4 separate regions of the Mus musculus genome follow, and all the other regions are linked to region 2. Evidence: chromatin loops called from intact Hi-C (ENCODE). Cell type or tissue: gastrocnemius. All regions are shown on one strand. Links, peaks and the distances in the headings refer to the core of each region. The heading gives the core; the rest is flanking DNA. Region 1 holds the start of Nceh1 (neutral cholesterol ester hydrolase 1). Region 2 overlaps Nceh1 (neutral cholesterol ester hydrolase 1). Region 3 has its middle 86 kb from the start of Ect2. Region 4 overlaps Ect2 (ect2 oncogene).

Region 1 (8,211 bases), core at 2,097-7,096, 55 kb before region 2:
ATCAATTCCAGATGTAGCCAAGTTGACGACCATGAAGAACCCTCACACGTGCATACCTTGGAACTTACAGCTGCCAGGTTGCCTTCCTCAGGTTAATGAAAATTTACAAATGAAAATTACATCTACAAATAAAATGACCCACTAGGCATTGTGGTATGCGTGTTTAACCTCAGCACTGTGCACATGTAAGCTGGAGGAAGACCTTGGGTGTCCTCTTATGCTGCTCTCAGCCTTATTCTGAGTCGCTGAGACAGAGTCTTTCTCTGAACATGGAGCTGGGCTGGCAGCCAGTAAGTCTGGCCATGTTTTTGTCTCTACCTCCTTACTGGCACTTGGGGACACACATAGTTTTTTAAAATTAATTAATTAATTTTATGAAAATACACTGTTGCTGTCTTCAAATACACCAGAAAATGGCACCAGATCCTATTACAGATGGTTGGAGGCACCATGTGGTTGCTGGGAATTGAACTGAGGACCTCTGGAAGAGCAGTCAGTGTTCTTAACTTCTGAGACATCTCTCCAGCAAACATCATCCAACTTATTTTCCAAAGAACCCTTAAGTTTCCACCTCACAGGGTCTTTTTTTTTTTTTTAAAGATTTATTTGTTATTATATCTAAGAACACTGTAGCTGTCTTCAGACACACCAGAAGAGGGCGTCAGATCTCATTGTGGGTGGTTGTGAGCCACCATGTGGTTGCTGGGATTTGAACTCAGGACCTTCAGAAGAGCAGTCAGTGCTCTTAACCGCTGAGCCATCTTGCCAGCCCCACACGTAGTTTTTTGCATAGAGGTTGTAGATTCAAACTCAGGTCTAAGTTTGCACTGCATTCTTGTCCACTGTGCCCGCTTCCCAGTTCTTGGCTGATTATTTTTATCATTTACAAGCTTTTTATAATAAAGCTTATTATCTTTTAGAAAGTGGAATGCAATTAGATCCCCATCTTCCAACTCATAAACACGCCAGTGCAAATGGACTAAAGCCTTAAGTATGACAAGTGAGTGCTTTACACGGTCCATAAGAACAGAAGTGAGTATGTCTGTCTGGGAGACAAATCCTGTGACATACACCAACAGACACAGAAAAGCAGACACATAAGAACAAGGTTTTGTAAAGCCAAAGAGCTCCCATAGAGCAAAATAATCTACAGGGTGCACATGTAAGGCAGAGGATCTAAGGATGTGTTTCAAATCCATACAATTCATGAAGTAAATGTCCAGAATATATCTAAGTTGAAGGCCATCTAATGAAAATGGGCAAAGGATATGAAGAGGTCTTTCTGAAACTAAGATACAGAATACCCAGCAGTATATGATTAAGTACATCATTCCTTTTTGTTTTGTTTTGTTTTTCAAGACAGGGTTTCTCTGTGTAGCCCTGGCTGTCCTGGAACTCACTTTGTAGACCAGGCTGGCCTGGAACTCAGAAATCTGCCTGCCTCTGCCTCCCGAGTGCTGGGATCAAAGGTGTGCGCCACCACGCCCGGCAAGTACATCATTCCTAATTGTGAAGCGAATACATATAAAGATAGAGTGTAAATCTCACAGCTGACTGATGGGCTGACAATGAACACAGACAGATCTTAATGAAAAAAACAGAGACCTTTGAGGCCTGATGTGGTGTATAAATTCTCACGGCCTGTGTCAGTGATCTTATGGAGGCTTCTCCCTTCTTCTAAAAGGGGCAGGGGGAGAGTACTAAAGACAGCTCTAGAGAGTTTGGATCTAGCCACAGCATTCCACAATCACTAAGTTCTAGTTAATCAGCATTAAAGAACCTTTGACAGACTCGGGCCTTTTTTTTTTTTTCTTGGAATTTCAGTTTATAAGATACTCAAATGGCATTTGCACACACAGCCTCCTGACCAACCAATATAATATTGTAGAAAGGTTAACCATACCTTTGCAATCACTTCCAACTGTGTACTATACACTTGGCTTCTTTGATTTAACTACCCTTTAAGAAAACAACGTAATAAATCAAACCATTCCTTGGACTCATCATGCAATCAGTGTTCACCAGCGGAACAGTAACTTTAACCTTGAACCTTGTTCCTTATTTCTCCTGCTCCCAACTTGTTCCCAGCTCCTCCGTGCCTCTGAATCAGAGCAATGCGCGGTGTGTGAAGTGTGGTAATTAGGCCCAAGACCACCAGAAAGCAATGGTTTGAAAGCAATGAGTGATCCAGAGAAACTGGTTGAAAATGACAGTTGATCCGTTTGTGGTTTTGTTTGCTGTTCTGGGTCAGGAAGATCTGAAAACTGGTTTCTTCAAGAAGTAAAACTCTCCTAATAGATGAAAAGAAAGCGCCCCCATCCTCTCCCAGGCCGCATTTGATGCTCTGTTCATGTAGAGAGGGTAGTCCTTCCTTCCTTCCTTGGGGGGATCAGGCCCACTCTTGGATGGCCTAGTCAGGAAGTCGCTCTCCTTTCTTCTTATTCTTTTTTTTTTTTTTTTTTTTTTTTTTTGCCACGGCCAAGCAAGACCTTGATCTGCCTACTTGCCGAGTGCTGGGCTTAAGCATGTGCCACCATACCCGCTGTCATGCAGAGCTGAGGTTCAAGCCGTGGCAGGCTGGGCAAGCATTCCACCAAGAGAGCTTTAGCCTCAGCTTGCATTCCTTATGAGTGATAAACCATCAAGATCCCTGGATACAGACTCAACTTAAAGCCCGGCTCGAGCCAGCTGGATGGTTAGGGATAAAGAGCACGCTCTCTCTACCTCTCTCTCCCTCTCTCTCCCCTCCCTCTCTCTCCCCCTCCCTCCACCCTCCCCTTCCTCCTCTACCTCTTCTTCTCCCTCTCCCTCTCCCTCTGTCCCTCCCTTCCTCTTTCCTCTTTTCTTCCCTTCCTTCCTTTGACAAGACCTTACTATGTAGCTCTGGCTGGCCTAGGACTCACTATGTAGACCAGGCTGGCTTTAAACTCATAGAAATTGTCCTGCCTCTGTCTCTCAAATCCTGGGATTAAAGAGTTGTGCCCCATGCCTGGCTACTTCTTTAAATGACTCTGCTTTCAGAGTAATAAGAATGTTTCCCAGAATTGTTATGAAACCTAAATACATCAATCCTTTTGGAGTGCTGATCACAGGATTTAGCTCACAATAAGCTATTATTGTTATCTGGTCACCCTTCTGCATTTTCTTTGCACTTCATAATCACGCTCCAATAATGAGACACAAAAAAGTTAAAGAGAGCAAGTGCAGCCTGTTAGCGCATGACAGTAACCCTACTTGGAAAGTTCAGGTAGGTGGGAGGATTAGACATTCAAAGTCGCCCACAACTACAGAAAAGGGCTAGCCTGGGCTACACGAAGCCCTGTCTCAATGAGCCAAAAGCTTAAAAGTAAAAAATAAACAGAAAGGTTGGGTGGTGGGGGCACATACCTTTAATCCCAGTACTTAGGAGTTTTACTTCCCAGGCAGATCTCTATGAGTTCGAGATCTCTGTGAGTTCGAGGTCAGCCTGATCTATAGAGCAAGTTCTAGGATAGCTAGGGCTACACAAAGAAACCTTGTCTTGAAAAACATATATACATAGTCTTGCTACACGTGGTGACAAGTACCTGTAAAGACAGTATTATAGTCTGAAACAAGAGGATGACTTTATACTAGGAGATCCCATCTCAAAAAACAAAAACAAGACAAAAAACCCAGGTGCCGAGATGCAGCTTAGTGGTAAAATGCATGCCTGACAAAGGCAACTATCTGCCCCCAGTGCAGAGAGTCAACTCCGTCCATGGTCTTGTTCTCCAGCTCTTGTAGTTCTTGGTGTTATTTGTGGTGAATTGAAATAACAGGAAGGATGATGAAAGGGCTTTACTTTATCTTAAGTGGCATCATTAAAAAAATTACCAAGAAGAAAACAATAAAACAACAAAACTCCTTTCCAAGCTATGAAGGAAGCATCAAGAATCACTGTAGTTTCTTAAAACAACAGCAGCCACTTGGCGGTGGAGAAATGGCTTGGTAGCTAAGTGTTCACTTTTCAAAGGTTTTGCGAAGGACCAGAGTCCAGTTCCCTGCGCCCATGTCAGGCCGCTCAGGATCCAGGGAATCCCGTGCTCTCTTCTGGCATCCACAAACACTTGCTCTCCTGTGCACATTTCCACACAGAGATACACACATCACATAATTAAAAACAAACAGTTTACGATAAGATCTTTGCTTTACTGATTATATATGGTGCTGAGAAGTAACCCCAGGGCTTTGTGTGTGTGGGGGGGGAGAAGCACTCTGTCATTGAACTGAATTCCCAGACCTTTTTTCTATTATTTTTTTTTTCCAGCAAGGTTTCATATAACCCAGGTTGGCTTCAAAATCCTGGTCCTCCTGTTTCCACCTTCCCAATTCTGAGATTACAGGTGCTATCACCAGGCCCAGCTGAGGGCATTTGGAAGCCAACACTGGCCTTATTGCATGAGCTATGAGAAATCAGGTATTAGTTCTCTCTCTCTCTCTCTCTCTCTCTCTCTCTCTCTCTCTCTGTGTGTGTGTGTGTGTGTGTGTATGTGTATCTGTGTGTTTGTTGTGCAATGCCCCCCATATAGCCATGGGTGGCTTAGAACTCACAATGTGAACCAGGCTGTGTGCACCACCATGCCAGAAACTCTCTTTTTAAACCGCTTACTGACTTTATCAAGTGTTTCTCTCGAGAGGAGTTTTGGTATCTTTTGCAGTAGTCTCTTTGTTTTGATCAGATGCTTTATATTCTTTGAAAGTTGCACAGTGCAACTATCTGAGTTTTCTATTTGCTTGTTTGTCTGATACTTTGGTTTTCTTGAGGCAGGGTTTCTCATCTAGCCCAGTATGGACTCAAACTTGTTATGCAGTCCAAGATGACCTTGGCCTTCATCCTGTCTCCTCCTTTCAAGACCAAGGATAACAGTTAAGTGTGCCAAACCCAACGGATTTATTGTTTGTTTGTTACTGTTAGTTTTTCTTCTGATACTATTTCTGGTAGCTCAGGCTGACCCGGAACCCCTTTTGCCACACCTTCAGAGGCAGCTTGGCATCGCAGGCAGTCATACTCACAGTGTCCGCCAGGGGTTGCTGGTTGCTGTGTGTCCTCCGGGCTGCACCACCCTGCTTCCTGCAACCTGGCGAGCCCGCAGCTATTCGCAAGGACACCGCGGAGGGGGCACATCCGCGCTCCCACTTCCTCCCGACGCAGCCTGTGATTGGCTCGCAGCCTGAGGAGGAACACGTGAAACAGCAGCTGCGGCTGGCAGAAACTTGCTGGTCTTCTCCGGGTAGCATCGCACCGTACCGCGGTCAGCTCCGGACAGCCCGGCCTGGGGACAATGAGGTCGTCATGCGTCCTACTGGCCGCTCTGCTGGCTCTGGCTGCCTACTACGTGTACATCCCACTGCCCAGCGCGGTGTCCGACCCCTGGAAACTGATGCTGCTGGACGCCACTTTCCGCGGCGCGCAGCAAGTGGTGAGCAGAGCGAAAGGGGATGCCCCGTCTCGTCCTTGCTCCTCTAAACGAAACCCCCATCGCTTATCCCGGTTGCCCATGGGCCCTTTGAGGATGTCACATTTGCATCCTTGTCCTGCAATAGGGATATCCCGTGTTTCCGTGAACGCGCATCTGCCTCTCCCTGCTTCTTCTGATCTCTGGGGTCTGAGGGTGTCGTGTTTGCATCCGTGTAATGCAGTGGGGGCACCCGGTGTCACCCATGTTTTCTCAGAGTGCACGATTCCCCAGGACCCCTAGCCCGGGCACCGAGGATGTCCTGTTCGCATCCTTGAAGTCCACAGGCAGATAGGAGTGGAAACAGGTGAAGTTCTCCTCGCCTGGCGTCTCTGACAGCTGTTTAACCTTTCCTAGGACCTAATTAGCTCCCCTGCTTTCTTGGTTCGCTGTGTCTTGAGCCAGAGCCTTTGGTAATTTATAAACCACCTCGCCCCCACCTCTGTTGTCCCACTGGCTTGCAAAGGAGGAGTTAATTTTTTTTTTTTTTGCTAAGGGGATTGTGATTCACCGGTGAGCAGAAGCGGGCACAGGCAGTCTCCTAACGTCCCCAGGCCTTAGCGCTCCTTCTGGGGATCGCAGGCTAGGAGGAACCGCTCTGACCTTCGGTTCTCTCCCTGGCATTTCTCAGCTCAGCGGAAGAAAAGAAGGCCGGGAGACTAGCAATCCCGGAGGGCTGTAACGGTCCCTGTTTGAAGGCTGTTTTCTTGTGGCATTTGTTTTGCGTCCTTCGATGTCTGGGAGATAACCTTGGCCTGAGCCGGAGCGGTGTGGCCTTCTTTTAACCTGCAGGGTGGCATTTCTCTGCACTGTATCCTGCTCCTGCACATTGCTCCCCCGTGGGGAGGACAGTGTCATTGGTTTATTCCATGATAGGAGGATTGCTTTTAGTATCAGAAGCGCAGTCTGCAGCTAAGGCTGAACGCCATGACTGCATCGTATTTTTGAGTAGTCAGAGATATGCAGGTTCCCAGCGCTTCTCCACAATCAAGCCACCCTCCACCTCTGCCCAACACTGAGCCTTAATACTGTTTGTTTTGTTTTTTCAAGACAAAGTTTCTTTATAACCCTGGCTATACTGGAACTTGCTCTGTAGACCAGGCTAGCCTCTAACTTGACTGCAGCTGCCCCAGGAACTCTGAGAGGCATGTGCTGCTACCTACCTGCTCTTTTTTTTTTTCTCCTTCTTTTTAATAAGATATATGAACACGCATTAAATTTTTAAAATCAATTTTTATGTATGGGTGTTTTGCACACGTGTATCTCAGTGTACCACGTGGGTGGAGTGCCCACAGAGACCAGAAGGGGATATTGGGACTGTAGTTAAAGGGGTTGTAAGCCTCTGTGTGGGTGCTGGGAATGAACCCAGGGCCAGTGCTCTTAACCCATAAGCTCCAGCTGGTCTCTCTCTCTCTCTTTGTTTTGTAGACAGAGTCTCAGTGTGTAGTTCTACCTGGACTCTGTGTGTAGCACAGACTAGTCTTGAACTTTTGATCCTGCCTCTACCTCCCAAGTGCTGGAATCCACTACGTGGGTCAAGCTGGCAGATCTTCGTGCTGACATTACGGACCTGTCTGCACTGTGTTTCTGTCTGCACTCTGTGTGTGTGTGTTGGGGGATGTTGTCTTGTAGCTGAGGCTGGGTATGAGCTTCTATGCAGCCCTTGAACTATATCCCTTGTGTTCAGATTATAGGTTGTTTTGTTTTGTTTTTCTCTTAATTTTGGTTTTCAGAATCAAGACCTTGCTACCTGTCTCAAGCAAGCTGGCCTCAAACTCGGCTCTGTTGTTCATGCTGATCTTCGGGTCATCATTTTCCTGCCTGACTGTCCTTGGAGTTTATTTAAAGGCACCTCCCAGAGAGATCCACCATAGTTTGTGAGACACCATGTAGGCTTTAACAAAATGTGGAGCAGTGGTCTGGTCTCTTCTCTCACGCAACTGAGAAAGCCAGTCTTTCCTAGGAAGTCCTCATGAAGTTGAGTTCATGCACACTTGACAGATTCTGGAGACCAGGGTTGCAGACGATACTGGGCTGGGCTGGGCTGGCCATCTTTAATAGGTTAGCTTAAGGAAAGAACAGTGCTGTGCTGGTGTGGGGATACTTTGTCCATTCGTGTTTCAGGTCACCGAAGAACTCTTCCGTATCATAGCCATTTAGGAAAGTCCAGGTTTAGAGGAAAGTGTTTCTTCTCCAACATGCCTTCCAAACCTCCAGGGCCACTCTGTGCTGGGCTCCTATGGTGGGCCCTCCAACATGCCAGGAACTTGTGGGGAGGGGATGCCAGGCAGTCCCAGGGACTGATGAAGTAATATGTGTCTCCCCCCCCCACACACACACCTCCTCATGCTGTCGTGGGAGTAGGTCTTCAGAGAGTGGCTCTGGTCACCTCCTTGCTAAACTGAGCATATTGACAAGACCATTCAGAGCAGAAGAAAGGATAGTCTGTGTGGAAAGCCGTTTTCCCCCAAACAGAGACTAGACTCAGGGTTCTGTGCATGCTGGGCAGATAGTGGACATTGAGCTACATTCTCACATTGGCCCAGTTATGTCCGTGGGTCTTCCCTCTCCCTACGCCCCGTACCCCCAGGGTCTCAGCACGTAGGTCTGTCTGTCTGGCCTAGAGCTTTCTATGTACACCAGGCTGGCCTCGAAGCCACAGAGATCCACCATGGATTGTGAGGGAAATCTGTAGGATTGTTCCAATTTTGCTCAAACCATAAGATGAGCTGAT
Region 2 (8,211 bases), core at 1,351-6,350:
CTACTGTTTGTTCTTTTAATTAAAAAAAAAAAAGAACTTAGATAAAAGAACACATAGATTGTTCCTCTCGAGTTGTCTCTATCCGAGAGAGAGCTTAAGCTGTGTATAATTATTAATTTAATTTGGATTTCCCCTATTGAAGAAGTTCTCTAAACTTTTGGAGGTTGGTAAGCCTTTTATGGTTTCCATGATTAACTGATTGAAATTTCTTTGGGAGAAGAAAAAAACCCAGTATCTGGAAAGGCTCTGACCCTTCTGTCTGTTGCACTGTATCTAACAGGAAGATGATTTCATCCTCCACCGTCATACAACCTTTCACCCACCTGGCATAACCTGAGGCGAACATTGTCCTTCTGCAGACAGCAGGCGGCATGGCTTCCAGGTTATGTTCGTTTTGAGGGACAGTACTTGTTCCAACCATGTTGGACATTAGTGAGATTCCGGGTGCCAGATTACCAGTCTCTCTGCCTTGCCTCCTTTCCCTGGTCACCGTAGTAAATGCTAAAGTAAATGTTGGGGTGGGAGGTAGAGTGCCTGCATTGCAGGAAACCTGGTTTTTATGCCAGACATTTAACCCATGTCTATAATCCTGGCACTCAGGGGGAGGTGTTCAAGGTCACCTTCAGCTTCGTGGTTTGAGGCTAGTCTGGGCTCTGGGAGACAGTGCCTCAGCAAAACCAAGCGTTAGCCCACAGGGCTACTGCTCAGTCGAACTGTCTGACATTTGACTACTTAGCCTTTCTTTTCTCAAGAAATTTGAGGTGTCTGAGTTACAGTGTATTGTCAGAGGGCTTGGCTGCCAGAAAAGAGGGACCCAAAAAGTTATTGAAAGAAGTGTCATTTGGAATGAAAGGGAGGGGACTTTTGATGAGGAAATGATAGGGAAGAATCCTGGAAACAGGAAGAAACAGGAAGTGGCCTGGGAGGAGGGGAGAGAAAGGAGAATGTGTGATTGGCTTCTGATGTGTCTGACCTGGTGCAACACTGGGACTTCTTGGGGCTTTTTCTTTTAAGATAGATGTTGGAGAGGTCCAACAGTAGTGGAATTGGAGTATTTGGGGGGCAGGGCTCACACCTCAGTGTTTTTGAGAAGCTGCTAGCAATGGGTGAAGTGCAGTCAGAATTTAGAAGAAAGCATGTGTGTGTTATATTTATGATGCTGCTTGTTTGAGACACTGGCCTGCAACTATGGCTCTGGCTGGCTTGCAGTTGCCATGGTGCTCAGCTAGTCTCGAACTTGTGTGTCCCTCCTCCCTGGTTTCCTCATTGCTGGAGTTATATATGTGTAGATTACTACAGTGCTGAAGTTACATGTGTGCAGATTAACACAGTTCTGGAATTACATATGTGCAGATTAGCACAGTGCTGGAATTACATATGTGCAGATTACCACAGTTCTGGAATTACATGTGTGCAGATTACCACAATGCTGGAATTACATATGTATAGATGACCAGAGCTCTGGAGTTACATATGTGCAGATTAGCCCATCTGCTGAGAGAGATAACACGTTTTACCTTGGGTAAGGCTTTCTGTAGTTTATGGCATGCAGCTCAGGCTTGCCTCAAGCTCACTGCATAGCTGACATCCACCTTGAGTTTCTCATCTTCCTGCCTCTAAGCCCTGAGTGCCAGGATCATAGGTGTGTGCCACCTCTCCCAACAAGAAAAAGCATGGTGGTAATTTTGTATCAGGAATATTGCTAATCCACCTAAATCATGATGCTTGTTCTGAGATACCAAGAGTATTTACTGCACAAATGAAGTAATGTGAACTTTCAGTGTGTGGCAAAAACACATACTCAACAACATGTGCTCTCTCTCTCTCTCCCTCTCTCTCTCTCTCTCTCTCTCACACACACACACACACACACACACACACACACAAACACAATTCTAGCTCTGAGTTGGATAAGGTGACACGCTTTTCCAGTGCTTTCCAGGGACATAGCTTGAGCAGCAGACAGTAGGCACACTCTCTCCCTTGGTCCTTCCCTTTCTCTCTGGGGGCTCACATATACCAGGCAAATGCTGTACCACTGAGCTGTACAGCCAGGCTTTTGTTCTGTTTTCATGTTTTAAGAGAGGATCATCTGCAGTTACCCAGGTTGACTTTGAATTCACTCTTGGGACTCACTCTTACTGGTCTCTGCCACTAGGCCAGGCTGTCTCCTTTCTTTAGATAAACCACCCATGAATTTCCTCCTGACTCTTAAGTTTTCTATGTCTTATAAACACATTGCAAAAGTTGTTAGCTCTCTCAGGTAAATGTTGCTACATTGAAGTGACTGGAATCTCACCGCTTTCAGTATATTCATTCTCTGCTCTACAAAAGGAGTATCTTTTGTTTTTATTTTAAATATTGATAATGTGGCAGTCTCCTGAATTTCTTCATTTTTTTAAAAGATTTATTTATTTTTTATTTATATGAGTATACTGCAGCTGTCTTCACACACACACTAGAACACTAGAAGAGGGCATCAGATCCCGTTACAGATGGTTGTGAGCCACCATGTGGTTGCTGGGAATTGAACTCAGAACCTCTGGAAGAGCAGTCATTACTCTTACCCACTGAGCCATCTCTCCAGCCCAGCAGTATCTTTCCTTACCGAGTAAAATTTAGGAATATTTTAGCTCAAGCAAAGGTGCCGGGTATGGAGGTGCACGCTTTCAATCCCACTGTCTGGGAGGCAGAGAGAGTTGGTGGATCTTTATGAGTTCTGAGCCAGCCAGGGCTCCACGGTTAGAAACGGCCTTTAAGAAAAGGGTTGCACAGAGATGGAGTGATTATGGGTATGGTGGCACTAGGGGTACTAGTAATTGAATTTCGAGTCACACATGCTAGGTCACTGTTCTTCCTTCCCCTAGATGGAGTCTTAATAAGTTGCCCCGTCTGGCCTTGAACTGACTTTATAGCCCAGTCTTGAGCTTTTGGGCTTCCTCCCCTGGTCTCTGGTAGTTGAGCACAGGCTAGTACCACTAGGCCGGACTAGACTGTGCCTCTTCAATGGTACCATAGGCACTAGCATGATGACTTGTTGGTTCTCGGGATTGCTTGCCATATTAGTTCAGTAAGCTATTAGCTGAAATGATTAATTAGTAGGTTACCAGATTTCCCAGATTTTATTTTCCTCAACCCAAAGACTGGGAGGCCTTTGTAGAAGAGTGCCTGGAAACTTGGTAAATGCCTGTGTGTATCATGGTACAGCTCTGTCCTGGCCCCTTGTGCAACTAGGGATTCAGTTCATTATGATATGTAGGGAAGTGACAATGCTTGCTGGTCTTGTGACAACTTGACACACAAACTTGAGTTACCTGAAAAAAGGGAACCTTAATCTAGAAAATGCCTTCATAAAATCTAGCTGTGGGGCATTTTCTTAGTGATTGACGGGGGGAGGGCCCAGCCCATTGTAAGTGGTACCATTCGTGGGTTCTATAAGAAATCAGGCTGAGCAAGCCATGGGAAGTAGCACCCTCCATGGCCTCTGCTTCAGCTCCTGCCTCCAGGTCCCTGCCCTGAGTAAACCTCTCCTCACCAACTTGCTTTTTGCTCATGGTGTGTCATCACAGCAACAGAAACTCTAAGACAGTGATGGAATTTAAAAAAAAAAAAAGATATTTTCATGTCTTGACTTCTGAAGTGCATCTCTTTTTTGTTTGTTTTGTTTGAAATCAGAAACTACATGGAGGAGCAGGGATAACTCCAATCTTGAGAGATGTCGCCACCTAGTGGAATAAATAATGTAACCCCCTCCTGTCTATGGAGCAGTATTGCGTGCTATACTGAGCCTGTATCCCCATGCTTTTTTTTTTCTTTCCATTTTATGACAAGGTCTCATTGAATGTCCCAGGCTAGACTTGACCTCACAGTGTGTGAACCAGCAGGACTTTTGAATTCAGGATTCTGCCTCAGCTCCATAAGAGACTGAGATTACAGCCCAAGGCACTCTCCTTGAATGGCCAACTCAGCCCCAGAAGCATAAGGCTCCAAGGATAAGTCAAATTAGCACAGGAGGAGGATGGGAAAGTGTGAGAACCAGACAGAACTATCCATACACACCGAGACCATCTTGAGTGTGGGCCCTTGTCACGATCGGGGTTCTGACACTTTCTACAGAATAAGATGACAGAGTCCTCAGGTGTTGCAAAGAGTGCCTCAGGTGCCACCGCCATCAGCTCAAGGCTGGAGTGTGCAGGCACTCCTCGTTAGGATCCATAATGAACTTTGTGTCTATCTACCACTCTTGGTGGCTCTGGGCTAAACGCTAACTAACAGCATCAGACAATGGAGACCCCAGAGGATCCGGATGAGGCTGCGTGCTAACTTAGCTTTCCCTTTGTGGTTCAAAAGACATTTTACTAATGTTCCAGCGTGCGAGTGCATTCCTTGGACTGAATAGCTCCTTGCATAGGCCTCTCCAGCAGACAGCTTTACTGTAGTTAGTGAATGAAGTGTGGTAAGTTAAGGCCAGTGAATTGTCTGATGCTGTTAGTTAGCGTTTAGCCCAGAGCCACCAAGAGTGGTAGATAGACCCAAAGTTCATTATGGATCCTAACGAGGAGCGCCTGCACACTCCAGCTTTGAGCTGATGGCAGTGGGCAGTTTGGTGTCTGAAAAGCTGCTTTTTGAGATGTGACCCAGGCTGGCCTCATCCAGTAGAAGAGGGCACAGAGGTCCTTGTGCTCACAGATAAGCACTAGGGAATCCAGGACTGTTAGTCACACAGGCTTGTCTCTTCAAAGAAAGATGTATAACCTGTTTTCCTCCCAGAAGGCTGGGAATGGATGTCGTTAATAGCCTGGTGACCCTTTTGTGCTGCTTGTAGGGCCAAGACCACACCAGATTGCCCCCCCCCCCAGACCATTAAGATGCCACATGTAGTCAATCTATAGAACCCATCTTTTTGGAAGGGCCACATGTACTTTACAAAGAGTTTTGATGTAGTCAAGCCTTAAGCTTTATTGGTAAACGGGATGGAGTTAATTATCACCAGGAAACTCTTTCCAGAGTGTGCCATACTTACCTGAAATAACCTGTCGAGTGTCAGACTCTTGAAGTTTGAACCCACACCAGCCACTGAGTCGCCTTGAATGATACTTGCTTCTTGCTTCATACAGACGGACACTCCACTGACCTTTGTTGTCACAGAGACACCCCTCCCTCCACCCAATCAAACCCCAATCCTCCTGCCTCAGCCTCCCCTGGTAGTATCCGTGTTCACCCATCATGGTTGGTGTTGTAGTTTGTTTTTCTGTTGCTGTGATAAAATGTGACCAAAAGCACTGTGGCCAAATAAGAAAAGGCTTACTTGGCATACACATCCTGGTTCAAGTCCGCATTGAGGGCAAGCTGGGGGGGGAGGGGGAGATCTAGGGAGGAAATGAAGCAGGAACCATAGAGCATCACAGCTCACTGTCTTGCTCTCTCTCGATAGGGCTCAACCTGCTTCCATAGCAACCCAGGACAATCTGTCCAGGGGATACTGCCCACAGTGTGCTGGGCCCTCTCACATACTTCAGTAAGCATGAAAGTGCCCCACAGATGAGCTCATAGGCCAGCCTGATGAAGGCAGTTGCCCAGTTCAGACTCCTTCAGCTAACACTGGGCTGTGGGACTCTAAGTAGGAGAGCCAGCTTGAACAATTAAAAAAGAACTTCGTCTATACCAAGTTACCACCTCTGCCTACTTTACAAGAAAACAAATGGTTTATTTTTATATCTTATATTTTTTTTAATTTCTTGTCTGTTTCTGGCTTTTGCCTTTTTTTTCCTCTCTCTCTCTAAATGTCCAGTGGCCATTAAAACATGGTGATATCCTGAAATGAACACCAATTTTGTCTTCACAGATACAGGCTAGTCCCACAGGTCTATTTTCCGGAGCAAATCCATGATGTCATCCGTGCCACTAAATATTTCCTGCAGCCAGAAGTCTTAGACAAGTACAAGGTCGACCCTGGAAGAGTCGGTATTTCTGGAGACAGTGCTGGTGGGAATCTGGCCGCGGCCCTGGGACAACAGGTAACAACAGCGCCGCCTCTGGGTCCTTATGATAGACGGGATGGGGTGAGCATGCGCAGTTGTCGCCCACATTCTTCACACGCGGTGCTGGGCTACCCGCCATGTGGGTAGCTAGCACCCTCATGTGACTGCCCCGGGACCTTTCTCACGGGGTTTTCTGAAGTGGGTGCTGAAAAGTGTCTCAGAAAATGCTAGTGTTCCTCTGGAAGACCTGAACTAACCCCACTGGCCTCGTACTGTTTTGATTTACATAATGTAATATTTTGGCTTAAATTTCAGTCCTTATGGCTGTTAGAATTCTAAGAGAAATTAAAAGACTAAGCCAATTTCCAAAGTTGTAGTTTTTATTATTGTTATTATTATTAGTAGTAGTAGTAGTTTTTGTTTTGTTTTGTTGTTTTTTGTTTTGTTTGTTTGAGGTAGATTATCATGTAGCCCTGGTTAGTCTCAAGTTCTTTCTGTAACTTAGATGACCTTGGGCCTCTGGTCCTCCTGCCTCTTACCTCTCAAGGCTTGAGATTACAGGCCTGTACTACCACACTCCCAGTTTCTATTGCTTCTTTTTGTTTTTGTTTTGAGACGTGGTCTACGGTGTAGCTCAGGCTAACCCAAAACTTCTGATCCTATTGGCTTAGCCGCCTAGAATGTTGGGACTGAAGGTGCATAGCACCATGCCTGGCTCATAGGCCTCAAAGACAGACTTTCTGCTTCAGATTGGAGAGCTGTTAAGTCCATGGCTTAACTCCCTTTGTTCCGTGAGCCTTGGAAATGAGAAGACAATGTCATCTGGCTTCAGGACTGTTCCAGGGATGCAGGGAGACCATATGCACACGGTTGTCACATACATCTTACCAGGAGAGGGACTTCCAAAGTGACGGTTGTTCAGTTCCTGTGGAACACGCCGCCTTCTTTTTAGATCTACACTTAGAATTTTAAATGCTGGAATTACAATATAGTCACCCTGTGGAGTCACCAGTAAGCTGAGGTTGCTGCCGTGGGAAGTCGTTTCCTTTCCACTTCAAGCTCACTCTGGGCAAGTGCACACTGCGTGCCTGTCTCAGAAGAGAGGCTAGGGTCCCAGCTTGTCACCGAGCATGTGTAAACCCTGGAGTCCCACCATCCCTGCGTTCACAGTCCCTATCCTTCTCTAGAAGATGAAGATTTGTGAGTTTCCGCCCCTATTCCAGAAGCCATTGCCATTTGACATAGGGAATAAAAAATTAAATGTGGCCCACACTTTACTCATAGGTAATACGCAATGAGGTGTATACTTACAAAAGAATAGAGACAAGTAGAGTGTTCTTGAGGGTTTAGCGACATCAGAGTTCACATAACCATGAATTGATTTAAATCTATGTGTCACAAACAGGAAACCGTTCCTTAGGGATTATCCAGTAGCTTGGTGTGCTTTAATTCTGGAGGGGAAAACATGTTCATTTATTTAAAGCATTCTGTAAAAGGATCCACACAAAATGAAATATGTTTCTTCTATTCTAGTTTACCTACGTTGCCAGCCTGAAGAATAAGCTCAAACTGCAGGCTTTGGTCTACCCAGTCCTGCAGGCTTTGGACTTCAACACACCCTCTTACCAGCAAAGCATGAACACTCCGATCCTGCCGCGTCATGTCATGGTTAGGTACTGGTTAGACTACTTCAAGGGCAACTACGACTTTGTAGAGGCCATGATTGTGAACAATCACACTTCACTTGATGTAGAAAGGGCTGCAGCCCTCAGGGCCCGTCTCGACTGGACATCCCTGTTGCCCTCGTCCATCAAAAAGAACTACAAGCCTATCATGCAGACCACAGGGAACGCCAGGATCGTCCAGGAGATCCCTCAACTGCTGGACGCTGCTGCTTCTCCGCTCATCGCAGAGCAGGAAGTGCTAGAGGCCCTCCCGAAGACCTACATCCTTACCTGCGAGCACGACGTCCTGCGGGACGATGGGATCATGTACGCCAAGCGCTTGGAGAGTGCGGGTGTGAACGTGACCTTGGACCACTTTGAGGACGGCTTCCATGGTTGTATGATTTTTACAAGCTGGCCGACCAACTTCTCCGTGGGAATCCGGACTAGGAATAGTTACATCAAATGGCTGGATCAAAACCTGTGACGGAGGAAACTCCTCAGACGCATGAAGCTCTTGACCTCCGTTTGCTTTGGAAAAAACAAAACAAAACAAAACAAAACAA
Region 3 (8,211 bases), core at 1,723-6,722, 170 kb before region 2:
GGGGGTGGGGGGGATCTTTCTTAGTCAGAGTTCTATTGCAGTGAAGAACACCATGACCACAGCAAGTCCTAGAAGGAAAGCATTTAGCTGGGCTGGCTTACAGCTTCAGAGGTTTTGTCCACTGTCATCATGGCAGGGAGCATGGAGGCATGCAAGCAGATGTGGTGCTGGAGAAGGAGCTGAGAATTCTATATCTGGATCCACAGGCATCAGAAAGAGACAACCACTGGCCGGGCTAGGGGCCCTTACAACCTGAAAAGCCACACCTAGAGGCACACTTCCTCCCACAAGACCACACCTCCTAATCCTTTCAAATAGTGCCACTCCCTTAAAAGCAAGCGTTCAAGTCTGAGTCAGAGGGGACCATTCTTATTCAAATACACAGGGTCAACGGGAAGTTGTTCTTTTACTAGCACCGGACTTTACTTCTGCAGACTGGGAAAGCTGTTTCAAAGCCTTGCACGTGTTCTCCATACTGCTCCAAGCCATGCCACAGAGGATGTGGTGGTTCATGATGTTACACCCAGACGGCTTCAAGAGGCTGGAAAACGCCTGGAGTGGTGTCATAGTCATCACAGGCACAGAGCACAATGAGTGCCTCCTCCCACATCTGTAATGATGCAGCTATGCACATCTCTACTTCTCTGCCAGTCACATGAAAGTGTAGTACACAGAATTCTATTAGATGATAAGAAATGACATTTATGGATAGTATACTATCCATCCTATACTATCCATACACTATGCCTTACTTTGATCATTATTTTAAAGTAGATTACTAACTTTTTTTTTACACATTTACTGTTACTACGTTAGATTTTCCCAGGAGCAATCCCACACATCGCTTATTTACTGAGTCTCTTGATTGCATCAAGAGACAATGTCAAGGGCTCTGTAGTTCAGACAACTTGTTACTCTTTCAGAGAACTGGAGTTTTGCCTCTTGCACCATTGTCAGGCAGTTCAAAATTACCTGGAACTCCAGCTTCAGAGGACCCCAACACCCTTTTCTGACCTTTATGGGTGAGCGCACGCGCGCGCGCGCACACGCGCACACACACACACACACACACACACACACACACAAATAAAATAAAGTCTCTCAAAGGGGACAGGGGCTATGTCAAGGCTGGAGATGTAGCTCAGTGGTAGAGTGCTTTCCTAGCAGATACAAGACCTTGGACTTGATTCCTATCATCACAACAAATTGATCAATTAATTAATATAAAAGTATTATAAATTAAAACCAGAAACTAAATTTAATTAACTAAAAGACTAGGAATTGGCACATGGCTGATACTTTGTACGATGTTTTTAACCGTATAAATTATCATCAATGCAGTTTGTAATTACATAGGTCTAAGCCTGAGGTATGGTAGAGTCTACCATGCATGCAGCCCTGTGCTCTGCCTCCAGCACTACACAGGACTAGGTGTGGTGGTGCTCTTTTGTAACTGAAACACTCAGGTGGAAGTAAGAGGACCAGAAGTTCAAGGTCATTCCAGCTACAAAGTGATTTCTAAATACATGACACCCTGTCTCTTTATTTTAAAATATTTTAGACTTACAAAGTTGTTTTAAAAATAGCACAGGATTCATTTATACCACTTACTCCAGTTTCCATGGTGTTAATAGCTAATAACTTGAGTAATTAGCAAAATCAAGACATTAGCATGGTAACAGTGCCATTAAGGGAGCCCTACTTAAGCTGTGTCCATTTTCTACCCAACACCTGTCTCTTTTCCAGGATCCTCCCAGGCATCACTGTTGGAACATGGTCAAGAGAAGGATGTATGGTGAACAGTGCTTTGGGGGAACTGTGAGAGACGCTCCAGGAAAAGGGGCAGAGAGGGCCTTTTACATCAAGTGCATTGTGTTTCCTGGATTGTTCTTGGACTTGATTTCACACTTCCTGTGACAAACATTTACGTTCACTTTAAGACACGTTTATTCTTGTTGGATATCAGGACACAGCTATAGATCCCCATCTGGTCAGTGTACCCTGATCTGGACATGGACTTCTGCCTTGTATTCATACTTTCTTAGATATAATCTACAGTGTGTGTACTGGCTGGTCTTGTATGTCAACTTGACACAGGCTGGAGTTATCACAGAGAAAGGAGGTCCAGTTGGGGAAGTGCCTCCATGAGATCCAGCTGTGGGGCATTTTCTCAATTTGTGATCAAGGGGGGAGGGCCCCTTGTGCGTGGGACCATCTCTGGGCTGGGAGTCTTGGGTTCTATAAGAGAACAGGCTGAGCAAGCCAGGAGAAGCAAGCCAGTAAAGAACATCCCTCCATGGCCTCTGCATCAGCTCCTGCTTCCTGACCTGCTTGAGTTCCAGTCCTGACTTCCTTGGTGATGAACAGCAGTATGGAAGTGTAAGCTGAATAAACCCTTTCCTCCCCAACTTGCTTCTTCGTCATGATGTTTGTGGGGGAATAGAAACCCTGACTAAGACAGTGTGTGCCCGGTAACTGTCTTTAAATTGATCTGTCCTGAGAAAGTTCTCACAAAGGGCTGCCCTATTAATATTTAATATTGCTTACATGTTTTTCTGAACTCAAGCAACCTTACATAGCTCATTACTGTCTTTGTTACATTTGTGTATAAAAGTACACAGAAGCTGAAATAAGGTTGTCTTCAGCATCAGACTGTAGTCTGCCCTATTTTTTCAGTTCCTCACTCCCAGGTCCAGCAGACAAGAGCTGCATAGGTCAGCAAAGTCAACACATCACAAGGCAGCGTCTTATTCTTCTCCACACATCTATATGGCCGTGCCTCCCTTTGTTCTTCCACACTCTTAATGGAGTCCGGGTCAGCTGTTTTGAAAAATGTTCTTTACCGTGGACCTATTTCACTTTTTGCTTGCTTATGACTTTGAGCCTTTGGGACAAGAACACTGTGTAAACTGTTCACTTTCCTCAGAGCACATCCAAGGGTAAATGAGTTCCCAGCATTGGTGGTGCTAACCTTGATCACTGCCTGAGTGGTACCTGCAAGGGACCTCCCACATCAGTAATGGCTGTGTGTTAAGGTTGACCCACACACAGTTGCCCAGTGACGTCAGCCTTCCTGACATTAGTGGTTCTTACAGCTGCACTTACCCGGTAAGTGCATTCCATGATGCCTTCTGTCTTTGTGTATTAGATTGTTTTTCTATAGGAAAGACCTGAACTTTCCCACTCCCCCCCCCACACACACACACACTTTGTTTATTTCATTATTTATTTAAGCCCATGTGGTTTCAATTATTTTATTTTGTTGGTTAGAATCCAACATTAAACTTGTATGTTTTGTTATTCAATTCTTCCCATTTGGGACTAGCAACAACCCTCATGCCCCAGTGACATGCTCTCCTTGACTGTTTCTTATTTTCTGATGCCACAAGCTGTTCTAGTCTCATATTTTATTTTCTCTCCCTAGCTCTCAAGTCAACCACATTACCAAGAAGCCCTGGTTCCTTTTATTGAAAAATAGTGTTTACAAACCTATATATATATATATATATATATATATATATATGTGGTCATGTTAGGATATTGTTTCTCCCAGGCCCTCTCAGTAGACAAAGCTAGGAATTTTGTGTGTGTGTGTGTATGTGTGTATGTGTGTGTGTGTGTGTGTGTGTGTGTGTGTGTGTGTGGAGAGAGAGAGAGAGAGAGAGAGAGAGAGAGAGAGAGAGAGAGAGAGATTTCTGATTCAAAGCCAACACAATGAGGTCCATTCTCTTCTCCCATCTTTATCTGTAATTCCTTTTTCCAACACCAGAGGGCTCTTCTCTCATCATCAATGATAGATTCAAAACTAGTATCCCTGTAGCTGTGTGATTACCAGGCTATGCCTATAGGAAACAAATTTACTGACTGGCTCCCTGTATTTGTATACAACTCTTCTCATCTTTCATCTCCTGTTATCCAGGCAAAGGGTTGTTTTCCAAGTTAAATGAGTTAGTCCTTTTGTTCTTCAGTGTGATTATGACACCCATTTGTAACGCAGCCAGTATGTTAGTTTGTGTCACTATGACCAGAATACTAACAGAAACGTGTTAGGTATGGAAGGGTTTAATTTGGCTCAGTCTCTGAGCATTTTCAATCCATTCTGGCAGAGAAGACCCCTCCCATGGCAACTCACTAGGAAACAGAGCTTGCTGCTGTCTCCACCCCTTCTCACCTGCTTACTCCACCCTCTCTGGTTCCACAGCCATCAAAGGGGCAGCCAAAGCTGGGGGCTGGGAACTTAACACAGGAGCCTGGGGGAGAGTTGAGATTCTAACAACAGCCAGGCTCATATTTTACTGATTACATTCCACTTCATGTTTCTCTACTTGACGGTAACGGTGTGGTGAGGGAAATGCATGGATCTGAAACACCAGCACAGTTCTGACTGCCCTGTCCTTACAAGAGAGCTCAGAGAAGCATCGCCCCCATTTACTACCAGCCCTGCTCCGTTCACTCCTTCCCATACCCTCCCCCCGCCCCCCAGCACCTCTATGTAATCATAGACCTTTGGTGGGATTTTTGGTTTTGTTGTCATTGTTAGTTTGTTTGACACTTAGTAACACCTAGAGATTGCTTCATCTCCCTCCGTTCATTGTGGTCTTCATAATTCTTCTTCACAGGAACGTGGCACCCCTTTGTATGCATTGGAAGCTATTCGACTACAGTCCTATGCATCGGAGTTTAGTAGCTCCTAATGCCTTACAATTACAAATGATGCTGGGACACATAACTTCACTCAACTATTATTGTGCTTTGAGAAAGTCTTCTGAGTAGATACCAAAAATTAACATGCAGGTGAATATACCTTGTGTTACGTCTGACCAACTTGCTTCCCAGTGGTTAATCATCTCCACTGTCAACTTGACTGGATTTAGAGACACGTGGAAACACCTCTGAGTGTGTCTACAGAGTGTATCCAGGAAGATTTGGCAAAATATGGAGCATGACCCTGAATATGAACAAAACAATCACATAAGCTGGGGTACTGATATTAACAAGCAAAAAAAAAAGGGAAGCTGAATATCAATTCAATATTTATTTCTCTGCTTCCTGACATAACGTGACCAGTTATTTTATGCTCCAACAGCTATGCCTCTGTACCATAATGATGGACTGTGTCTCTTTAAACTATAAGACAAAACAAAACCTTCCTTCCTTCCCTCCTTCTGTCTGTCTGCCTGTCTGTCCATCCTCCATTTTAGTCAGGTATCTTCTCACAGCAACAAGAAGAGAAAGTAACACAGTGGAACTCTTATGAACTCCTACCAGAAACTTAGGAGGAAATGTCTGTCCTCACAGCATCACTGACAGATCAGTACCTGCTTCCTAGCTTCAGCATCTGATGAAAACTTGTAAGTGAATTTGAACATTTTTCTTATGCTGACATTATTTTGTACTTTGTGCTTGTTGGTAGTCTTCACCCACATACCTTTGACTATGAAGTCTTGGTCTTTGTCTCTCTATCTCTACAAGCCCTGTAGACATCTATTTAGAAAATATGTCTGTCACAGTAGTTCATCCTAGTTGGTCACTTGCATTTTCATTCAGTCAGGAAAGACTTGAAAAAAAATATTTTTGTGTGCTTACATTTCTCAGTCTGTGCTTTTGTTGAGCTTGAATTCCAAGTTAAAGCTAAAGAAGATTTCCTTATGCTGTTATTCAGGTGAAAGAAGAATTTACTCATGTTTTCTCTCTCATGTTTACATTGCTCTTACATTTTTTTAAAATTTAAACCTCTAATCTTTGGGGATTTATTCTTGTGTATGCATGGTGTGAGAAGATGTGGGTCTAATTTAATCCCATTCCAAATGGCTACCCTGTTGTCAAACATTTATGAAAATGCTCAGGGATCATAGTCAAGATGCTATTTAATAAGCTCATTTTTAAATCTATAAAAATAAAGGGATTATGAGACTATTAACAGACAAAATAATTTAAAAGATAAATGCATTGCAAAAAGGAAACAGATGAAGCTGCACAAAAAAAAAAAAAAACAAAACAAAAAACAAAAAAAAATGCTCTGGAATGTGTGCAGAGAAAGGACGTTTATTTCTCAAGGGCTTGTCAGCAGTGCTGGGCATCAAGGCCTTGTGACCACCAGGTAAGGGCTCCTCCACTGAGCTCCACCCACAACCCACAGCCATTCCTACAAAGACCACTCTTAAATGTGCACCAATTCCCATGCCTCTGGCTGTTCTTCCAATCCAACAAAAATGCCATGACTCTCACCTGACACCCTAGTTGGTTTAGAAAATTATTTATTTGTGTTTCTGGGATTGTTTTGCATTTCATCCTACAAAGCCAGAGGCAGTATCCAGAGTTTCAGACCACATTTACAGTAGCATCCATATGTCCCTGACACATTTTATGTTCTTAGAAGATGGCTGAATGGAGCACTAATCCCTATCTTCCAGCTGCGAGGTTTGATCCCTTGCTTTGGGCTTCTTACATTTTTACCATATCATTTCCAGTCTTTGAGAAAAGCTTCAGCCACTGAAAACAGCCCTTTGTCCTCACGAGGACAATTCTGAGACAGAACTTGTTTTATCTTTAATGATTATGAGAACCCAGCAAAGCAGTTCTGGGCTTTATAAGCCACTCATTTCCAGGTCAGTCCCGGGTACTTTTCTGCCTGCCACCCAGCTAAACATTGACAGATGAATCATTCAATGTCATAATCGCTTGGTATTAATTACAAAGTAGATGGTAAATCTCGCTATATGTAGACTCAGCTTGACATTTAGGAGAGGCTCCAGAGCTCAGCTTTTAAAGGTGTGTAAGGTATGTAGATGAAGTAGCGAGGATTCGTACCGAAAGATTTATCCACACCTCTTAGCCGCTGGGATCTGTGAGTCAGCAGAGTCTACACTTCATGTTTATGAGATGCTTTTCCTCCAGGGAGTTCTCCTCACATTCATTATCTCATTAATCACCCAGCTATTCCCTGGGAGAAAGGAAAATGGGGAAGCATGCATTCTATCAGCTCTCTGACTCCCAGGAGGAACTACTCAGTCGGTGAGGGAAAAAATAATTTCCTTGTCTGTAAAATGAGTCCTCTGGCTTAGCCCGTGCCTTTTGCCCTCCGAGCTCGGTAAGGATGAAATATTTGCGAGTTTCTTCACTCCTCGGGAAAAAATAACTGCATGTAGCTACTCCAGCAAACTATCAGAGGATCTGCTGCTATGACCCGGGTGAGAATCGTAATGAAAGCTAAAATGTGCTGTGTGGGAGCCTACTAGGACATTGCGCCTCCAGATACTCACTTCCGGTGGATCACTGTTTGAATCCCAGTCTGCGAGGCTGCCACAGGCTCTCCTGTCCTTGAGCATGTTAACATGCTCGGTATACATACGAGAAGACAGAATTAATCGACACTTGGGATGCTACCTCTTCATACAAGCTTTATTTAATCCTGTTAGACATCATAAGAAGAAAGCATTGGGGTGGGAACTGGGGGATGGCGCACGCCTTTGATCCCAGCACTCAGGAGGCAGAGGCAGGCAGATCTCTGAGTTTGAGCCCAACCTGATCTACAGAGGGAGTTCCAGGACAGCCAGGGCTACACAGAGAAACTTTGTCTTGAACAAAATTTTTAAAATAAAGTAAAAAATAATAAGGAAACTATAGAGGTGTACCAATGACATGGCAGCTGATAGAACACCAGTGCACAAGTCTGCACGCATGCGTGTGCATGCCCGTCAAGTCAGAGGTACTGCATGCGCATGCCCGTCAAGTCAGAGGAAACCTCAAGTACTGTTTCTTGAGTGTCATTTACCCCATTTGTTTATTTTGAAAAACCAGCCTCTTACTGGTCTGAAACTCACCAAGCAGGCTAGGCTGGCCAACAGGCCAATGAACCCCAGATATCTGCCTCTCTCTGCCTCCCTAAAGCTGGGATTATATGTGCTTGCTACCACACCTACCTTTCTTTTTTTTTAATCCAAGTTCTAGGGCTGGATCTCAGGTCTTCCCGCAGGCCAACATATTAGCACTGAACTGTTTCCTCTGCTCAGATGTTTTGAATTTGAAAGCCATGTTCTCTCCAACACGGGGAATGACCACCAGCAGACACATGGTCCATCTTAATTCCAGTGAATGTCAACATCCCAATCTAGGAATTCTGAAACTGGGCATGAGTCGCCATTTGTAGGTCATGTGTGTGTTTGTGGAAGCACTGTTTTGAGGCAACGCTTGTGCAGTGCTCTTACTTCA
Region 4 (8,211 bases), core at 1,780-6,779, 120 kb before region 2:
CTCAAATGAAATGTACTCACTGATAAGTGGATATTAGCCCAGAAACTTAGTATAGCGAGATATAAGGTACAAGATGCAAAACACATGAAACTGAAGAAGAACGAAGACCAAAGTGTGGATACTTTGCTCCTTCTTAGAATTGGAAACAATTACCCATGGAAGGAGTTACAGAGACAAAGTTTGGAGCTGAGATGAAAGGATGGACCATCTAGAGACTGCTATATCCAGGGATCCATCCCATAATTAGCCTCCAAACAATGACACCATTCCATACACTAGCAAGCCTTTGTTGCAAGGACCGTGATATAGCTGTCCCTTGTGAGACTAGGCTGGGGCCTAGCAAAAACAGAAGTGGATGCTCACAGTCAACTATTGGATGGATCACAGGGCCCCCAATGGAGGAGCTAGAGAAAGTACCCAAGGAGCTAAAGAGATCTGCAACCCTATCGGTGGAACAAAATTATGAACTAACCAATACCCCGGAGCTCTTGACTCTAGCTGCATATGTATCAAAAGATGGCCTAGTCGGCCATCACTGGAAAGAGAGGCCCATTGGTCAGGCAAACTTTATATGCCCTAGTACAGGGGAACGCCAGGGCCAAAAAAATGGAAATGGGTGGGTAGGGGAGTGTGGGGGGGGGGAGTGTGGGGGGGAGTGTGGGGGGGGGGCTTTTGGGATAGCATTGGAAATGTAATTGAGGAAAATACGTAATAAAAAAAAATTAAAAAAAAAAAAAGACATTATATTGCCAGGCCTGGTGGCGCACGCCTTTAATCCCATCACTCAGGAGGCAGAGGCAGGTGGATTTCTGAGTTCGAGGCCAGCCTGGTCTACACAGTTCCAGGACAGCCAGGGCTACACAGAGAAACCCTGTCTCGAAAGACAAAAAACAAACAAACAAACAAACAAAAAACCCAAAAAACAAAAAGACATTACATATGCAAAATTACCTTAATATAAATCTACTAAACTCCCTGATTAAAAGGAAAAGCATCTACAAAAAGCACACCGTGCATTCCAAGTGCCCAAAAGCCTCACTATAAAAGTGCAGCCACAGAGCTAGAAAGTTAAAACTGACCATCTGGGAATCAGGGACTTGGGATATTTCATGGGCCTAAAAATTTAAAAACCCTTCAGGAAACAACGTAGGTTTTCAGTATTCTGAGTAAAACTAAAGGCTCTCTCCGATGTATGATTAAGTGGCCACTGGAAATGTAGTCATTCACTCTGGTTGCACTGTGCACGCTCACACCTGTATGTGACACAGGTTTAAGAACTTACAGCATCTGCCTTACAAATGGTGTTGGCTACATGTCGGCACAGCATCTTCAGCCAGCTCTCCTTTGGAAGCTCCTCTGACGTCATCTGGAAGCTGAGCAGTACATTGGCCTGTTCTGTTGGTGGCCTTACAAGCAAGGCAAAGGCATTGTGACAATCTAGGGTTCCAGAACAACCATAAACAATGTTAGTCCTTAGCTATTAGACATTCGTTTCCACCGAACACCAAAATCACCTCCCTCCTCTCTCTGCCCTGCTTTTTTCAACTCAAAGGGAGCATCAGTGCAGTCATTTGAAGACTGGGAAGAATTAACCACATATTAGCAACCAAAGGAACCTGAGAACAAGTAAGCAGGGTTCTGTGACTGTGAAGTGTCTCACTGATAGGTTAATAAAAAATAGGTAACATTGCTTAGCATTCTAGTAATTTCAAAAGTAAAATGAGAGCATGTATCACTAACATACATAAATCAAATTCAAAGGGTACAAATATCAAAACATAATTGCTTTGTAATTGAGATGCTAAAATAACATTTTAAAATTACAATGAATGACCATGTGGAGGCCAGGGCAGCTGTGGGAGGACTGCTCTCTCCAGCACAGGGTCCCTGGGACTGAACTCAGATAATCAAGTGCTCTCTATCTCCCTGATCTGCATCTTACAGATACTCACTCGTGTGTTTTGAACACTTTCACAACCACAACTCCACCAAATTTAAGTAAATGCCTCATCATAGGCTCTACAAAACAGAATTGAACAGGTGAAAACCAGTTTTGTAAGTTACTGTGCACTGGAGAAGTGGCTCAGGGATAGGGGAATTGACAAGTAGGTGCAAAGCCCTGGGTCTGATTAGTAGCAACACACAGGAGAAAGAGGAGCTGCTCATGTCTTACAAACTCAGGAGCAGATCACCTAAAGCACTTCATTTATTTAAAGAAAAAAGAAAAGATTTCCTAAACCAAGACCATGACCACACAACACTAGTACTGCTTAACTAGAAAGCACAACTTAAGGTAGATGTGTAGTGGGGCCTTTTCAGACCTACAGAAAAATCAAATACTAGTCAAGTTAAAAAAGGAAAACTTTCCCTTGGGACAGGATGTCACCAAAAGCGTTTACAGGCTCAGTCTCCAGCTGGGCAAGAGTGGGAGGTTCTAGATGGCTAAGGACATGCCATTTCACAGCTCAGCCATGAGGCCCCATCATGTGCTCTCAGACATGATGAACCATGTCACCACCATTCACAGCAGTGAGACCAAAGAATGGATTGAACTCTCCAAAATCATCAGCCAAAGTATCTTTAGAAATGCATTATCTCAGGACTCTTGTTGCAAGAGAAAACTAGCACACATGTACACATGCCTACTTGTATTTTATTATTTGTTTTTGAGTGACTCATTACGTACCTATAACTGGACTCAAACTCAGAAATCTGCTTTCTTCTGCCTCCCAAATGCTAGGATCGGAGTGAGCCAAGACACCCATCTTTTTCATATGTATGTGTATGTACTTAATCCTATGCCAAGTTACCAGATACTGTGGGCTATTTATTTGATATACATCTACTAATAATCTCTCTTTTCTTTAAAAAAAAAATGGTGTGATTGTCTATTCCTATGCACACTCTCATGCTAGAGTATGTGGACTTTAGTGAACAAATTGTGGGAATGAGTTCTTTTCCTCCACTATGTGGGTGACAGAGACTGAACTCAGGTCACTCTTGGCAGCAGGCACCTTTACACATTGGACCGTCTTGTAATCACTCCCACAACCCCCTTCCCAAATCTTAAAGACATTCCTGGAGCAGGAGAAATGGCTCAGTGGTTAAGACCTCATAGGCTGCTCTGCCAGAGAACCTGGGTTCATTCCCAGCATCCACATGGCTCACAGCCATCTTAACTCCACTCCCACGGGGATGTGTGTCCTCTGTCGGCCTCCGTGAGCACTGTATGGATGAGGCACACAGACATGGACACTAAATAAACATCCATACATAATGGGAAAAAGAAAGAACCCAAAATGCACCATTGGTGAAAAAAAAGTATTAAAATATATGGTCCTGAATAAAACTGGTCGTTTATGTTGGATTTTGAAGAATTATTAGTAAGTTTTGATGTGGGAATAAGACAAGCTAAGGTGCTATTTTAAAGCATAGCCATGTAAAAGTTGTTTGACTTTTAAGAGAGGATATTCCTCAAGATGGTGTAACACTTTCATTAGAAACCATGAAGACATCAGTCTGCACCTAGGGAAGGAGCTGATGGGGAGCCACGTGTGAAGAAAATGGATACATTAATGTATACATAGAGAAATTACAGTAATAAAGCTAAGGCTCAACGAGGACAAGCGAGTTAAGTTAAGGAACGCTTCCTCCATGAGCTTACCTTCTGTCTCTCGGATGTCCAGCACCTTCTTAATCTGAGAAAGAGGCATGAGATGAATGTGCTTCAGAGAAGCGGGGGGCCGGGTGCGGTCGTGAGGACTTCTAAAAGTGCCAATAACCTTGTGCCGCTTTCTTGCTATCTGATTGTAGGGGGAAAGTCAATCATTATTGTAATAAAGCCAAATTTCAAACATTTAAAAATAACAGCGTCAATCACATAAATGTATAGGCAACTAATCTGAAGATTAGCCATGCCAGTTACTATGCAATAAAAGCAAGAGACTGACGAAAAAGCACACATGTAATTATGTAGCCAGATGCTCATGTCCATATTAGGAAAGTTCACAATCAGAAAAGCAGGCCTAGGGATAGAGAGCGCAGAGAGACTCCAGAGCATGAAAGGACAAGACCACGAGGGACAGCAACAGAGGTCTAGAATAACAGTCCCAGCCCCACAGGGGAACAGTTGTTCTGGGGCAGGAGTCTAGGGCTCAAAATGGTGTTAATTTTAGTTTAAGTTAAAAAATTTGAAATCTCTCCTAGTAACAGAACACACAAGAAGTGTGAGATCGGTCCTGTCCTCAGGCTTGCTTACAGAAGCCTGCCAAAGGGAAGCTGCAGAAAGATAAGCATCCACCCGAAACCCCAGCTCTAGGGGGCACTGCAGGAGAGCGGGACTTTCAGTTCCAGGCCACCTCGAGCTACACAGTGAGGCTGTCTCAACAGATCAACAACAGCAACAACAACAACACACACAGAAGCAATAGGAATTATAAATCCACAGTGCTGTATTAGGCTATAACTTTACCTTAACTGGATACCCATGCAAAAGGAAGAAATAGGGAACTGGAGAAGAGCGAAATCAGAAAGAGCTTGTGATTCGTGATATAGTGAGATTTTGCCAAAAGGAAAGAAAAAGGAAAGAAAGAAGAAATCTCCTTTGCAGTAATTCAGATTTTACTGAAAGGCATTATTAACACTAAATGAACATAAATATGTACTTGAATTGAGATCGGTCATCATGAATATGAGAGACACAGTTAAAAATGTATTACCTGGTATTGAGCTAATGAATAAGATAAGGTAGTCAGTATACTACAACTACACTAAAGCAGACACAGATGTGTCTATTCCACATGTCACACATATATTATAATAAATTATATACATATCTTATATATAAATTATATATGCATTTGTGTATAAAACAAATACAAAGGCTCACACACATATCGTGAAAAGTAAGCAGCGGATACTGATTCCTGTGCAATGAACAGATATGCTTTCTTTTTGTTTGGCTAAATGAAATATATTATTTTAAGATTAATTTTTAAAAAGGAAAGAAGAGTATTAAAATTGATAGTACAAGTACTAATAAACCAAGGATAAAAATAAAAACCCAAAGCACAGATAAAATATTCAAATGGAAAATAAATTCCTCAAAGTCATCTGTCATATTTAAGAAAATACAGATGTACTAATATTCAACTGTTCTTAATGTACAGGTATAGTGATTGCTCTTGGTTTTATATTATATAGAAGTATTAAAAGTAACTTTTTAATTTCAATTTTACTGAATTTTATTTTTCTTAAGTGAGTGAAATACTAAGGGTCTACCTAGGAGTATGAATCCTGAAGTGCAAACTTATTATCAGAAATACGGTAGCTGAACAGGCATGGTGACACATGTCTCTAATCCAGCATTTCAGAGGCTGAGGTAGTTTACACCAGCCTAGGAGGCATAGCAAGATCCTGTCTTAAACTAAAGCAGCTGGGCTGTGGGTACACATACTGGTAATGAATGCACTGAAAAGGAAGAGGCAAACAGATTACAAGGCCAGTCCTTGCCAGACTCAAAATAATATAAACAAGAACAAATAGCCGTTTCTAGTCAAGCTACTGAGATAGAAGCTAATAGGACTGCTGACGGCATTTATGTTAACCTGAAACAAGCTAGAGTCATCAGAGAGGAGGGAACCTCAACTGAGAAAATGCCTCCATAATACTCCGCTACAGGCAAGCCTATAAAACATTAGTGATTGATGTGGGACGGCCTGGTCTATTGTGGGTGGTGCCATCCCTGGACTGGAGGTCCTAGGTTCTGTAAGAAAGCAACTGAGCCAAGTCATGTGGAGCAAGGCAGTAAGCAGCACTCTCCATGGCCTCTGCATCAGCTCCTGCCTTCAGGTTCCTGCCCCGAGTTCTTTTGATGATGAACAATGATATGAAAGTATACATGCCAAATACCCTTTCTTCCCTGAGTTGCTTTTGTTCGTGGTGTTTCATCACAGCATTATTAACCCTGACTAGAACGGAGGAGGACAAAAAGTCACTGGACTCATGAAGGTTAAGAGACTGAGGCCAGGGCTTGAAAAGGTACAGAGATGGCCACAATAAGAATTAAAGCACAAGGGATCTTGGGAGCCAATTATGGTAAAATATGAAGGGGATATAAAATTAAAAAACAAATCACAGCTGTACTAAAAGCAAAGATAAATTCCATAAGCAATTGTTAAAGAAACCTAAATAACCCAACCTAACAAAATGAGGCCAGCAGACCTAGAGATTTCAACAGGAAAAAACCTCAAAAACTATTAACAGAAACAAAGAAAACCAGTCAGGCCCCTGCTAATGAACGCACCTTCAGGTAAAATGGGATTAAGATTGACACCTGACCTTGTTTTCAAAAGCAGAGCAGGCTGAGTGGTTATTGCAGGGTGAGATTCGGGCAATTCAGTCACCCAGTGTGTGACTTTTAAACATTACTAGCTAAATGAAAGTATCACTTCTGAACCTCTAAGTACAAGGCCCTTTATCAGAGGTAGGTCTTCCTTGAGATTCCACTGCCCTTTAATCCACTCTGTGCATGCTGTGGTTTCTAAGACTGCTAGTGTTTTATACTTTAAATAATAATGTGCATAATGGAAGAGAGGAGCTCTTTAAGAGAAGTAGCACGGACTTAAAGGAAAAAGCAAAGCCCGCAGACACTTTGATGAGGGCAACAGAAAGTTACCCAGGAACAAACATGTCAAAGAGTATTCTTGTTAATGTCCAAATGAACATCTTTTCTTTTTTGAAATAAAGAACACTGTATTCCTTTCTACCTGTGCTAGATAGTTTAATGTTAACCTGACACAAGCTAAAGTCATCTGAGAGGAAGAAACCGAATGAAGAAAATGCCTCCATAAGATCAGGGTGTAGGCAAGCCTATAGGGTATTTTCCTCGGTGACCGATGTGGGAGGGTCCAGCCCACTGTCGGTGGTGCTATTCCTGCCATGCCTGGGCTGGTAGTCCTGGGCTCTTAAAAAGGAAAAAAAGAAGAAGAGGAGGAGGAGGAGGCTGAGCAAGCCACGAAGTGGCCTCTGAGTCAGCTTCTGACCTCAGGTTCCTGCCCTGACTTCCTTTGGTGATGAACAGTGCTCTGGAAATGTAAGCCAAATAGACCCTCCCCCCCCCCCAAGTTTGCTTTGAAAATGGTGCTTCATTGCAGCAATAGAAACCCTAAGAAACATCCCCTCATTATATTCGCTAATTGTTAAAAAACTCATTATTTGCCTGTGGGGTACCATTGGAAAGAAAATACTGAACATACACAGGTGAGAGTTTTAGAATTAGAATTACTACATCTTATCACTAAAACCTTATTTTAAAGACTTCAATTTGGCACTGTGGCTCATGCTGTCATCCCAGCACTTGGGGAGGCTGGAGTGGAAGGGCTGCCCAGGAATCAAGGCCAGTTTGGGGCTATAGAGTGAGTGAGACACTACCAACATAGGAAAGAGAAATCAAGGAGTCACAGTACTAAGTTAGCAAATTAGTTCCTCAATTGCCTTCATCTTAGCTGCTAAAGCCTACTTCCATTTTCATTAAAAACAAAACAAAACAAAACCCCACCTTGTGTATCTTGAATAAATATACATAAAAACAAGGTTCCCCAGAACTCATCATCTAATTTACTTGTAAGGAATTCTGACTTGGTTTGCATTCTGGAAATTTGTATCAAAGTTAGTATTAGACTTTCTCCCCAAAAGTATTCCGCATTATGAAATCAGCAATTTTTTTTTTGAAAAATAACTGAATATACCTCAAATTTCTATATTGTACTTCGATTAAAGCTTTATTTTAAATAATTAGGGAGATCACAAAATACAGCAGTGTTAAACTTCAATGAGTACAAATTTACCTCGAGGCAGTCATTGAAGAGGAAGAGAGTGACTTGTTCTCCTCGGTCGCAAGGGTGCTCACCAAGGGAAACCGTTTCCACTCGTTGCACCAGGCTCCGATGAGAAGATAAGAGATTAGCCTGTGAACAGTAAAGAAGTAGTCAAATGTTATCAAGCAGCTTTTACAAGCTGCCATTCAAAAGTGGCACTCTGACTGTTAATCTGTTTATATGCATGTTGTCTCTTCGTGTATATGTTTTCTCTGTGTAGCTTACTGCACTCTAGAACCCAGCAGAGGGCATCCAGTCCTCTGTAGCTGGAGTCATAGGTAGTGAGTCAGTGGACAGCAAGTGCACATAGCCAGAGGCATCTCTGCAGCCTGAG

Evidence for each region. Hi-C counts contacts between places; a loop is a spot of excess contacts. Peaks named below come from ENCODE experiments on the same cell type or tissue, not always from the same donor. Only the 100,000 strongest peaks of a DNase experiment are listed, where the experiment ranks them.
Region 1: a loop joins it to region 2, with 7 times the contacts of the local background. A loop is called at or near these places in 27 of 42 quality-filtered maps.
Region 3: a loop joins it to region 2, with 5 times the contacts of the local background. A loop is called at or near these places in 10 of 42 quality-filtered maps.
Region 4: a loop joins it to region 2, with 7 times the contacts of the local background. A loop is called at or near these places in 9 of 42 quality-filtered maps.

The regions. Positions count from the first base shown.
Region 1 is chr3:27,177,775-27,185,985 of GRCm38, forward strand. Nceh1 (neutral cholesterol ester hydrolase 1) reads left to right here and starts at 5,230. Exons shown (of 5, transcript NM_178772.3): 1 at 5,230-5,441. The coding sequence starts at 5,304. In gastrocnemius, for the core only: a CTCF peak has its summit at 5,037; DNase peaks (open chromatin) are centred at 5,105, 5,986 and 6,268; H3K4me3 peaks cover 1,971 bases; H3K27ac peaks cover 2,045 bases.
Region 2 is chr3:27,233,687-27,241,897 of GRCm38, forward strand. It overlaps Nceh1 (neutral cholesterol ester hydrolase 1), which reads left to right. Exons shown (of 5, transcript NM_178772.3): 4 at 5,846-6,017; 5 at 7,515-8,211. The coding sequence ends at 8,132. Among named protein-coding and RNA genes, the nearest start is that of Gm42192, 23 kb to the right of the region's middle. In gastrocnemius, for the core only: a CTCF peak has its summit at 3,733 (motif pointing left); a DNase peak (open chromatin) is centred at 3,723; H3K27ac peaks cover 324 bases.
Region 3 is chr3:27,063,622-27,071,832 of GRCm38, forward strand. No RefSeq gene overlaps it. Among named protein-coding and RNA genes, the nearest start is that of Ect2, 86 kb to the right of the region's middle. In gastrocnemius, for the core only: a CTCF peak has its summit at 3,769; no DNase peak of the experiment used is centred there.
Region 4 is chr3:27,114,114-27,122,324 of GRCm38, forward strand. It overlaps Ect2 (ect2 oncogene), which reads right to left. Exons shown (of 24, transcript NM_001177626.1): 19 at 7,848-7,967; 20 at 3,665-3,803; 21 at 1,283-1,437. Among named protein-coding and RNA genes, the nearest start is that of Ect2, 36 kb to the right of the region's middle. In gastrocnemius, for the core only: a CTCF peak has its summit at 4,306 (motif pointing right); no DNase peak of the experiment used is centred there.